Regions from separate parts of the Homo sapiens genome. Here region 1 is linked to region 2. Evidence: read pairs that join two places in POLR2A ChIA-PET (ENCODE). Cell type or tissue: PC-3. All regions are shown on one strand. Links, peaks and the distances in the headings refer to the core of each region. The heading gives the core; the rest is flanking DNA.

The links. Peaks named below come from ENCODE experiments on the same cell type or tissue, not always from the same donor. Only the 100,000 strongest peaks of a DNase experiment are listed, where the experiment ranks them.
Region 1: POLR2A ChIA-PET joins it to region 2 with 6 read pairs; 3 of 35 experiments call an interaction of 5 or more read pairs at or near these places.

What each region holds. Positions count from the first base shown.
Region 1 is chr21:46,420,069-46,425,435 of GRCh38, forward strand. It overlaps PCNT (pericentrin), which reads left to right. Exons shown (of 47, transcript NM_006031.6): 32 at 1,902-2,056. It also overlaps the pseudogene RPL18AP2. Among named protein-coding and RNA genes, the nearest start is that of DIP2A, 36 kb to the right of the region's middle. RefSeq lists enhancers at 1,264-1,770, 1,771-2,277, 2,278-2,783. In PC-3, for the core only: a CTCF peak has its summit at 597 (motif pointing left); no DNase peak of the experiment used is centred there.
Region 2 is chr21:46,506,815-46,512,181 of GRCh38, forward strand. It overlaps DIP2A (disco interacting protein 2 homolog A), which reads left to right. Exons shown (of 38, transcript NM_015151.4): 7 at 2,443-2,562; 8 at 4,603-4,800. Among named protein-coding and RNA genes, the nearest start is that of DIP2A-IT1, 47 kb to the left of the region's middle. In PC-3, for the core only: no CTCF peak of the experiment used is centred there; a DNase peak (open chromatin) is centred at 3,147; H3K4me3 peaks cover 670 bases; H3K27ac peaks cover 3,289 bases.

The sequences.
Region 1 (5,367 bases), core at 271-5,270, 87 kb before region 2:
CTGTGCCCGCGCCCTCCAGTGACGCACAACCTTTGAGGGGCCTGCGCGGTCAGGGTGTCCGCCGCCTCTGTGCCTGCGCCCTCCAGTGACACGCGACCTTGGAGGCCTGCGCGGTCGGGGTGGAGGATTTCCTCCTCGTTCGTCCTTCCTCCATTCACGTATCCTATGATTTTCTCTCTTCTTTTTGTAATTCCTGTTATTCAACTATATCAGGCCTCCAAGATTGATTGTCAAATTTTCTTTCCTTATTTCTACTTCTTTTATTTTTGTTCTCATTTCTAAGAGGTTTTCTTTAGAACTTTATTTTTCAACATTTGTGCTGAGTGTTCTGTTTCTGTGCTCATATTTTAAATTTCTCAGAAATCTTTCTTATCCTAACTGTTCCTCTCTCCTTTAGCTTTAGCTCCTTGGTTTCTTTCTTTTTTGGAGGGCGTTCTTGAGTTTATTTTGGGCACAGCCAGGTGAGAGGTCCCTGCACCTGAAGGAAGGTGTTGGGCTCCGAGGTGAAGCATGGTTTGTGCTGAAGGCACAGGGTCCAGTGGGACAATGGGGAATGTGGTCTTGGACTTGTGGAGCTCTGACCACCCGCTGGCGGCACCTGCTGGCTGTGATCTCCTCTGGATGGAGTGGGCTGGGGCATGGTGCTGGGCACCCATGTCTCGGTGGCACTGGGTGACAGTGTCCGCAGCAGTCACATCCCAGAGTTCCTGGTACACGCTGTGGGAGCCGCAGCTCAGGCAGATGCAACATCCTTCACCCTCAGAGATTTCTCAAACACCTGAAGTAGATGATTTCCCCAAAGATTTCTTCGTTGTCATCTTTAGCTGAGATACACAGGGCAGAAGTAGGACTTGGCACCATTATTAGACACAAAGATTTGCAGGCGGTGGGTGGCCTGAGGCATTTTGAGGGGTACAGGCAGCAACCCAGCACCCTGCACCCTTGCACTGCTCCTGAGGCCTTCATGCTGCTCTCTCGGCACTTGCCGCCACTCACAAAAAGCACTTTGTTGGTTCATTTTGTGAATGACGTGCCCGTTATTTCTCTGAGGGGGTCATCGTCATCCTCTGAGGTTGTACTCTGCCTGCATCGTTGGCCTCTACTCCTCCCCAGTGTGCCCTCTGCTCAGCAGGCTGTGCCGGGGCATCATCCCCCAGGTGCCCAAGTGCTGCAGCCTCCGCTCCCCAGGGAGCTTTGTCCACACGGGGGCCCCGTCTCGCTGGCATCCTCATCCTCCTGTTTTGAAGTCTAACACCCTTTTTCCAGGGCGCCTCCTCCTCGTCTGGGTCTCGTGTCCCTTACACGATCCTGCCTCAGTTTCCAAAGCGCCCCCCTCCCTGTGGGCTGGCGCAGCTGCAGGTCTCTGGGATGGACCAGGGCCCTGGGAGGTTTTGAATTTTCCTCCTTGAGACCCCATGCCCACCTGACACAGGAGCTGCACCGCAGGGACCCCATGGCAGGCACGGTCAGCGTTTCCTGAGCAGTCATTGGATGCCCGTCCGCTGCCTGCCTTATCTCCGTGGCTGGCGTGGAGGGTGCAGGCCCCGCACGTCCCGCTGCTCTTGAGCTTGCCCAGGCCATCTGGGTTTTGTGGAGTCTTTGGGGGCCACGTCTGGAGAAGTGAGCAGAGGTCCCCTAAGATTGGCGCTGGAATCAGGGACTCAGGTGATGTTCTCAACCTGTGAAGTTGCGTTTTCTTACTTGACGTGCGTCTTTCTCACCAGGGTTATGTTTTTATGAAGCATTTTTGGGGCCATCAGTGTTTTCTCCGTGAGCAGAATCACGGTGTGGTTGTCGCTGGGGACTGCGGGCCGATCACCCCTGTCCTGCCTCTGCAGTGCGTCCCCTGGGGAACCCCCTGGAGAGCTGTGGGTGGGACCCTGACCCTGTGGTGTTTTTAGGTGACGGCTCGGGTTTTGGAGCAAGACTGAGCCCGGGGTCAGGAGGCCCTGAGGCTCAAACTGCTGGTCCTGTGACCCCTGCTTCCATCTCTGGAAGGTTTCAGCCGCTGCCGGAAGCCATGAAGGAGAAGGAAGTGCGTCCGAAGCACGTGAAGGTATGGCTGGCAGGGGCGGCCCTCACAGCTTCACATGTGCAGCCTCGGGGCATCCCCCAAGCCCTGTGTCCTGCCTTGCCGGGGAGAGCCTTGGAGGGCCAGCTTTTCCTGGGTGCCTCTGAGCACCTGCATTTTAATGACTCACGGGAGGCAGCCCCACGGTGGCCCCGGAAGCCGCCCACCCAGCCCTGCACTGGCCCCTTAGGTGGCCGCCTCCCATCTGGGCAGGGAGGGTCCTGTGAGCCCGTGGGCAGGTGGTGTTGCCCCGAGTCGCAGAGCCGGCCTGTGCCTCTCTCCCGCCTGTGCCTCCCTCCTGCCTGTGCCCTGTAGAGAAGCCGAGGCACCAGACGCCGCAGTGCTCTAGGACTGAGCCGAGTTCTCTTCAGACGATGGGAGAGAAGCCACTCAGCCTCCTTGGAATCAACCTTGAAGGCAGAATTTTGTGGAACTTTTCATAGGTTTTCTTTCCTCTCCCAGTTTAGCAGATCATTTTATGGCAAAACCATTGACAAAAACTTGGCTAAACAAGTGAGTGATAGAATGATGCCACTACAGGAGCTTAGTCAAGTGGTAAACATATTCCCAAACAAAACAGTCTTCACATCAGTGAAACCTCTTCTGAGACTGCGCAGTAAGTCCTCACTTAGCGTTGCCCCGAGGTTCCTGGAAACTGACCTTGTAGGAAGGACACTCCTGTGCTGCTGGCCGCAGCTCCCGTTGTCTCAGAGGGCCCTGAGGGTGCCTTTGTTACATGCGTTTAAAAGTCGCGGTTTCCAAAACCCATCCATGACGTTAAGTGAGGACTTACTGCATTCAGAATAAAACTTGTTTTACTTTATTTGGCTGGGCACGGTGGCTCATGCCTATGATCCCAGCACTTCGGGAGGCTGAGACAGGAGGATCGTTGGAGCCCAGGAGTTCAAGACCAGCCTGGGCAACATAGTAAGACCCCTCTCTGTCAGAACTGAGTCAGTTAAACCTCTTTTTTTCATTAAAATAAAAAAACTTATTTTACTTTCTTAAACATGGAAATTGGAGATTTTTTTTTTAATCAGTTTTTTATATCTTCTTTGCATTTCCTTTTTTTTTTTTTGGTGAGACAGAGTCTCACTCTGTCACCCAGCAGTGCAGTCACAGCTCACTGCAACCTCTGCCTCCTGGGCTCAAACGATCCTCCCACCTCAGCCTCCCAAGCAGCTTGGATTACAGGCGTGAGCCACCACACCCAGCTAATTTTTGTATTTTCTGTAAAGATGGAGTGTTGCCATGTTACCCAGGCTGGTCTTGAGCTCCTGAGCTCAAGTAATCTGCCCACCTCAGCCTCCCAAGGTGCTGGGATTACAGTGTGAGCCACAGCGCCTGGCCTCAAATTTTTATACAATATAAAACGTCAAGGAGATGTTTCTGTTAGTGTTTCCTATGGAAAACAACCTAATATTAGAATTCCTGATTTTTAAGGAATAAATTTGATTAATGTTAACTCTTCATACTTAGGTTTCATAATTTAAAAAGAAAAGCACAAAAGGCAGGAAAGGCCTCCTGTAGCCCTTGAGGCAGCAGCTGCGAAGCAGAGGAGGAGGGGGAGAGGAGGAGGAAGAGAAGGGGAGGGGGAGGGGAAGAGGGGAGGAGGAGGAAGAGAAGGGAGGGGGATGAGGAGGGGGAGGGGAGGAGGAAGAGAAGGGGGAGTGGGAGGGGAGGAGGGGGAGGGGGAGGGGAGAGGGGAGGAGGAGGAAGAGGAGGAACTGCTGTCCAGGGAGCACCTCCAGCTTTGAAAGGTCCCAAGTCCAGTTGAAAATCACAAGGAGTTTTTTTCATGGATGTCTCAGACTGTTTCAAACTCAGGGTTTTCCTTTATTGTCTTAATTTCTGGCCTGTGTTTTAGAGTGTGGAGCCCTGGGGTTGTGCCCACACTGACGCCGCAGTGGGGAACTGAGTGGAGCTGGGTGCTTGCCCCACTTGGAGGTGGCTCCAGGCGCGTGGGGGACACCCACTGCTCAGATGCAGCCACAGACGCCAAGAGTGTGGTCGACGCTCTAATAGCCCCTGTGGTCCCTATGCTGAGGAGGCTGAGAGGTCCTGAGCACGGGTGGGGCCCCGGCCACTCTTGGCCACCTCTGGCCGTGCCTGGAATTGAGCCATAAGTGGGCAGGGTAGGTGCTGGAGCTCAGGAAATGAGGACTCCCCTGCCTCCGCCGCTGCCACCACCACCACTGCTGACAGGCAGAGCCGCCTGGTCCTGAGTGTGGAGATGGCAGAACCTTCTCAGCCCTAGTGATTGTGTCTGTGGGACCCCCCAGGCTGCCTCACAGGCCATGTTCTAAGGTACCCACTGGTCTCTGCCCCACTTCCCGGCCTCACGGGAACCCACCTGCAAGGGCCCCGTGTCACCTGGCGGGAAGCTGTGGCCCAGGGCCTCTGCATCTCTTCTTTGTAAGAGATGTTTTTTAAAATGCATTTTCTCCTCTATACAGAATCTAGAAAAGCATATTAAAAAGAAGGAAATGGCCTGTCCTCTGCAGCTGGAAGAGAGGGGCCAAGCAGCTTCAGGGCCTGCCCGCCGCCCTGCTCCCCCGGCCCTGCTCCCACTGCGCCCCCCCCAACCCTGCTCCCCCAGCCACGGCCTTGCTCCCCCCGTCTCCGCTCCTCCCCGCACCACCCCGCTCCCCTCAACCCCACCCTGCTCTGCCGCAGACCTCAGTTTGCATCCATCCTGTGCCACATACGTTATGTTTAAAGTAAAAGTGTTTTCAGTTGTTAGAGATGAACATAGTGTGCAATTTGGTTTCACACTTTAGTGTTAATATTTGACCTTTTTTGGCATATCGTTAAAATTACAGGAAAGCCTATTTTCAGTCAGTCACACCCGTCGTAGGCTTCATCATTGCCTCATTTTGCATTTCCCTCTTTTTGGACTTTATTAGATTATTTTTCTCTTCAGGTTTTTATGCAGACGTGTCCTGTGCTTGGGTGTGTGCTCATGTGGTGGTGACCGCGCTGAGCCTCTGGGCTCTGGGCTCTAGGCTGGTCGTGACACCAGCTTCTCCATAGGGCCGTCTGCTTACCCCTCAGCCTCTCTGGCGAGACAGTCAAGTGTGTGTCCGGACACCAGCTGCTGCGTAATCGGTGGGATAAAGCAGCCGCCTCGTGTTCACAGACCTGTGGGCAGGGCCTGCTGGGGATGGTTTTCTCTGCTCCCCGTGCCCAGCACAGGCAGCTTCACCCCACGCTGGTGGTCGGCACTGGCCTCAGCCGGACCACGCACAGAGGCCTCCTGGGTGGCCATCGTGTGGCCTTCTCGTAGCGTCCCAGGT
Region 2 (5,367 bases), core at 266-5,265:
TTTTTTTGAGACGGAGTTTCACTGTCACCCAGGCAGAGTGCAGTGGTGCGATCTTGGCTCACTGCAACATCCACCTCCCAGGTTCAAGCAATTCTCCTGCCTCAGTCTCGTGAGTAGCTGGGATTACAGGCATGTGCCACGATGCCTGGCTAATTTTTGTCTTTTTAGTAGAGACCAGGCTGGTCTTGAACTCCTCGTCTCTGCCTGCCTTGGCTTCCCAAAGTGCTGGGATTACAGTGTGAGCCACTGTGGCCAGCCAAATTGTGCTTGTTTTCTTATTGAGTTTTGAGGGCTGTTTATATATTCTAGATACAAGTCATCCCATATGAGGTTTATCATTTGTATTTTCTCCCAGTCTGGCTTGCTTTAACAATGCCTTTCAAAGAGCAGATGGTTTACATTTTTATGACATTCAGTTTACCAAATTTTTTTATATATTGTGCTTTTGTGTCATATCTAAGAAATTTTTGTCTAACCCAAGGTCACAAATGTTTTCTCCTATATTTTCTTCCAGAATTTTATAGTTTTAGTTTTTACATTTAGGTAGATAGTTCATTTTGAGTTAATTTTAGCCTAAGTATCAGGTATGAATCAAAGTTTACATTTTTGTATGTGGGTATTCAGTTGTTCTAGCATCATTTATAATAAAGACCATTCTTTTCCCACCAAGTTTCCTTGGCATCTTTAATGAAAATCGGTAGACCATGTTGGAGAGGGAAGGGTCTATTTCTGGGCTCTGGGCTCTGTGTGTTGTTCCGTTTCCTTATTTATCTGTCCTTACACCTCGTATAGCCATGACCACTGTGATTTTCTTAAAATTCTTGAAATTATACAGTTTGAGTCCTCCAACTCTGCTTTTTTTTTTTAATTTTCTGTTCTTTTTTTTTTTTTTTTTTTTTTTTTTAAGACAAAGTCTTGCTCTGTCACCCAGGATGGAGTGCAGTGGCTTGATTTTGGCTCACCGCAGCCTCTGCCTTCTGGTGTCAAGCGATTCTCCTGCCTTAGCCTCCCAAGTAGCTGGAACTCCAGGCAACTGCCACCACACTTGGCTAATTTTTTTTTCTTTACTACAGGTGCATACCAGCAAGCTTGGCTAATTTTTGTATTTTTTAGTAGAGATGGGATTTTGACCTGTTGGCCAGGCTAGTCTAGAACTCAAGTGATCTGCCCACCTCAGAACCCCAATGTGCTGGGATTACAGGGGTGAGCCACTGTGCCCAGCCCCCCATTTTTTTTTTTTTTAAATAGTGACTCTGTTGCCCAGGCTGGAGTTCACTGACATGATCATGGCTCACTGTAGCCTGAAACTTCTGGACTCAAGCAATCCTTCCTTCTCAGCCTCCCAAGGAGCAGGGACTGCAGGCACAAGCCACCACATCCAGATAATTTTTTATTTTTTAAATTTTTTGTAGAGACAGGGTCTTGCTGTGTTGACCAGGCTAGTCTTAAACTTCTGGCCTCAAGCGATCCTCTCCTGCCTTAGCTAACCAAAGTGCTGGGATTACAGCTGTGAGCCACTGCTCCTGGCTGGCCAATGACTTTTTTTTTTTTTTTTTTTTTTTGAGAAGAAGTCTCCCTCTTTCACCAAGGCTGGAGTGCAGTGGCGCAATCTCGGCTCACTGCAAGCTCCGCCTCCCGGGTTCATGCCATTCTCCTGCCTCAGCCTCCCGAGTAGCTGGGACTACAGGCGCCCGCCACCACACCCGGCTAATTTTTTGTATTTTTAGTAAAGATGGGGTTTCACTGTGTTAGCCAGGATGGTCTCGATCTCCTGACCTCGTGATCCACCTGCCTCAGCCTCCCAAAGTGCTGGGATTACAGGGCCATGACTTCTTAACATTACCATGGAATAGTCGTGACCTCATAAACTTCCTGAAAGGGACTTGGATGCCCCAGGGGTCCCTGGACCATTTAAAAAACTGCTTAGGCCGGGCGCGGTGGCACACGCCTGTGATCCCAGCAGTTTGGGAGGCCAAGGCAGGTGGATCACGAGGTGAAGAGATCGATACCATCCTGGCCAACATGGTGAAACCCCATCTCTACTAAAAATACAAATTAGCCAGGTGTGGTGGCGCATGCCTGTAGACTCAGCTACTTGGGAGGCTGAGGCAAGAGAATCGCTTGAACCCAGGAGGCGGAGATTGCAGTGAGCTGAGATCATGCCACTGCACTCTAGCCTGGCAACAGAGTGAGTCTCCGTCTAAAGCAAAAAAACAAAAACAAAAAAAAACCTGCTAGCTTAGAACAAGTCCTGTTTCCTGGAAGGCATTCAGTAAGTGTTTTCTAAATGAATTGATTCCAAAATGACTGTCCAGTGGGGCCCACACTTGGATGGATTTGTAAGCTCTGATGCATCGTGTGGTTTGTCCTTGGACCTTACACCTGTGTCCACTTCTTCAGATGTGTCCTGGCCTCAGTGCTCCTCTGTCCTTCCCGTGACAGGTGTCCCTGTGAACAGCAGAGTGTCCTCCAAAATCCAGCAGCTTCTGAACACCCTGAAGAGGCCAAAGCGCCCTCCACTGAAGGAGTTCTTTGTGGATGATTTTGAGGAATTGTTGGAAGGTAAGAGTTGTCCAACTTTGAGCTTTTCTGTTTGTATGAAAAGGGTGGCCACGAAGTTGAGAAACACAGGCAAATGTATATTATACATGGATATTGCTATATATATTCTGTTTCCAGACTCAGTGGTCACTGGGTGTAATGGTGAATTTAGAATCACATGACTGCTTCCTTTATTTGAGCAGGTAGAAAATTTGCTGCTCATATTCAAGTGACTTGGCATTTCATAAAAATTCTTCTACGGTTTTATTTAACTTACATTATTTAAATGTTTAATTTAAACTTTAACTCTGAAATACTTACCTTCTTGTGGTTTTAAAGTATTTAATTTTCAGCATAGATTTGGCTGCTTTTCAGAATTTTAGCCTCTCATATGTGAATGAAATACGTATTTAGGAAGAATACACACATATTTTTTAAAAGAGAAAACTAGCAAGCAGAAACCAGAAATGAAGCCAGTACAAACATGTGAGTGTGTCGTTAGGGCCACAGGGGCCCCATGCTGGTCCTACTCGCAGACCTTGGCTGTTTGTACAGTGACACTGCTGACAGCCGACCAGCCCAGAGTCTCCTCCACACCCGAGGATTAGACATAGCTTTCAGGAGATTATTTCCCCGTTGTAATCAGATAGTGTGTATTAGTCAGGGTTCTCTAGAGGGACGGAACTAATAGGATAGATGTATACATATAAAGGGAAGTTCATTAAGGCATATTGACTCACACGATCACAAGGTGAGGTCCCACAGTAAGCCATCTGCAAGCTGAGAGCAAGGAAGCCAGTCTGAGTCCCAGTGCTGAAGTACTTGGAATCCAATGTTCTAGGGCAGGAAGCATCCAGCACAGGAGAAAGGTGTAGGCTGGGAGGCTAGGCCAGTCTAGTCTTTCCACGTTCTTCTGCCTGCTTTATTCTGGCCGTGCTGGCAGCTGATTAAACTGTGCCCACCCAGATTTAGGGTGGGTCTGCCTTTCCCAGTCCACTGACTCAAACGTTAATCTCCTTTGGCAACACCCTCACAGACACACCCAGGAAGAATACTTTGCATCCTTCAATCCCATCAAGTTGACATCAATATTAGCCATCACACAGTGCCTTTCAAATTCAGAGTTTATTGGTATGAATGCATCTTAGAGCAGTGTTTCTTACCACTTGGGCAAATTTTGGTTATACAGCTCCTAGAAAAAGATTAATTCTTTTTAAAGTAAAAAACAAGATTAAAGTAATCTTTTTCCAGGAGCTATATAATCAAATAATCTTTTTTTTTTTTTTTTTTTTTGAGGCAGAGTCTCACTCTGTCGCCCAGGCTGGAGTGCAGTGGTGCGATCTCGAATCACTTCAAGCTCCACCTCCTGAGTTCACGCCATTCTCCTGCCTCAGCCTCCCGAGTAGCTGGTACTACAGGCGTCCACCACCACACCTGGCTAATTTTTTTTTGTATTTTTAGTAGAGACAGGGTTTCACCATGTTAACCAGGATGGTCTCGATCTCCTGACCTCATGATCCACCCGCCTCGGCCTCCCAAAGTGCTGGGATTACAGGCATGAGCCACCACGCCCAGCCTATAATCAAATAATCTTTTAATTCTTTTTCTTTGAACATAGTGATAGTTGTTTGGATCCCTAGGCTGAAGTGGTGGTTCTGCTTGCTTTCCTCCTGTGTGAGTGGGCCACCAGGTCCTATCTCCAGGCTGTGGATACCTGGCTGTTCACCGCTGTGGTGCCGGGGGTAGCAGAGGTGCCACAGTCCTGTCCAGAAGTTGGGAAAGTGGGAACCACTCCAAGGTCACCTTTGTCTGTGAGGTTGTGGTCACCAGGATGGTGGGTTGTTTTTAACTTTATTTCACAGCCGTCATCATCCATGACTAAAGCTCCTTTAATCCTTTGGTTAGTTGTCGGTGACTGTGATGCAAAAATCGAAACAAATTATTGTAAGCTTTTTTATAGTTGGGATTAAAAAACAATATTATAAACTATGAATGCTTAAAAACAGAATGTGTTCGTGGTGCTCTGAATTGCTGATTTTAAAGTTTTGATTTTGCTTGTAGTTCAGCAACCAGATCCAAATCAGCCAAAGCCTGAGGGAAGCGAGACGAGTGTGCTGAGAGGGGAGCCTCTCACTGCAGGTGTCCCCCGACCGCCGTCGCTGTTGGCCACCTTGCAGCGCTGGGGCACAACACAGCCCAAATCCCCCTGTCTGACTGCCTTGGATACAACTGGGAAAGCCGTCTACACTCTCACCTATGGCAAGTGTTAACAGAAAGCAGTTGTGCTTCTGGGTTAGCTGTAGAATGTCACACACATAACACAGCATAGACATACAGCTTGATAAATATTCCTGAGAAACCAGCACAGCTGGCAGATAAATAGAACATTGACCTATACCAGGTACCCATCCCACCGGAGGGGACCACTCACTGATGCATGGTGACTGCCATTGCTCTGGGTTCAAGTGTTTGGAGCGTTCTATGTATGCATTCTGAACAGTGTAGTTTAGTTTCGTCTTATTTTCAACTTTGTATAAGGGGAATCAGGCAGTATGTATTTCTGTGTGTTTGACATCTTTTGGTTCCATACTATGTTTTTTTTGTAACACAAATAGTAAGCATATATACAACCTGATGAATTCACAGAGTGAATATGGTCCTGTAATCAGCACTCCAAGCAGAAGTGTTGCTAGGTTCAAAGCCCCTCACACCCCTTCCACACGCAAAGGGTAACTACTGTCCTGACTGCCCACACTGTTGGCTTTACCTGCCTTTAAACAAGTGTTCTTTTAGTTTATTCTCATTGATGGTATTATTTTATCGTGT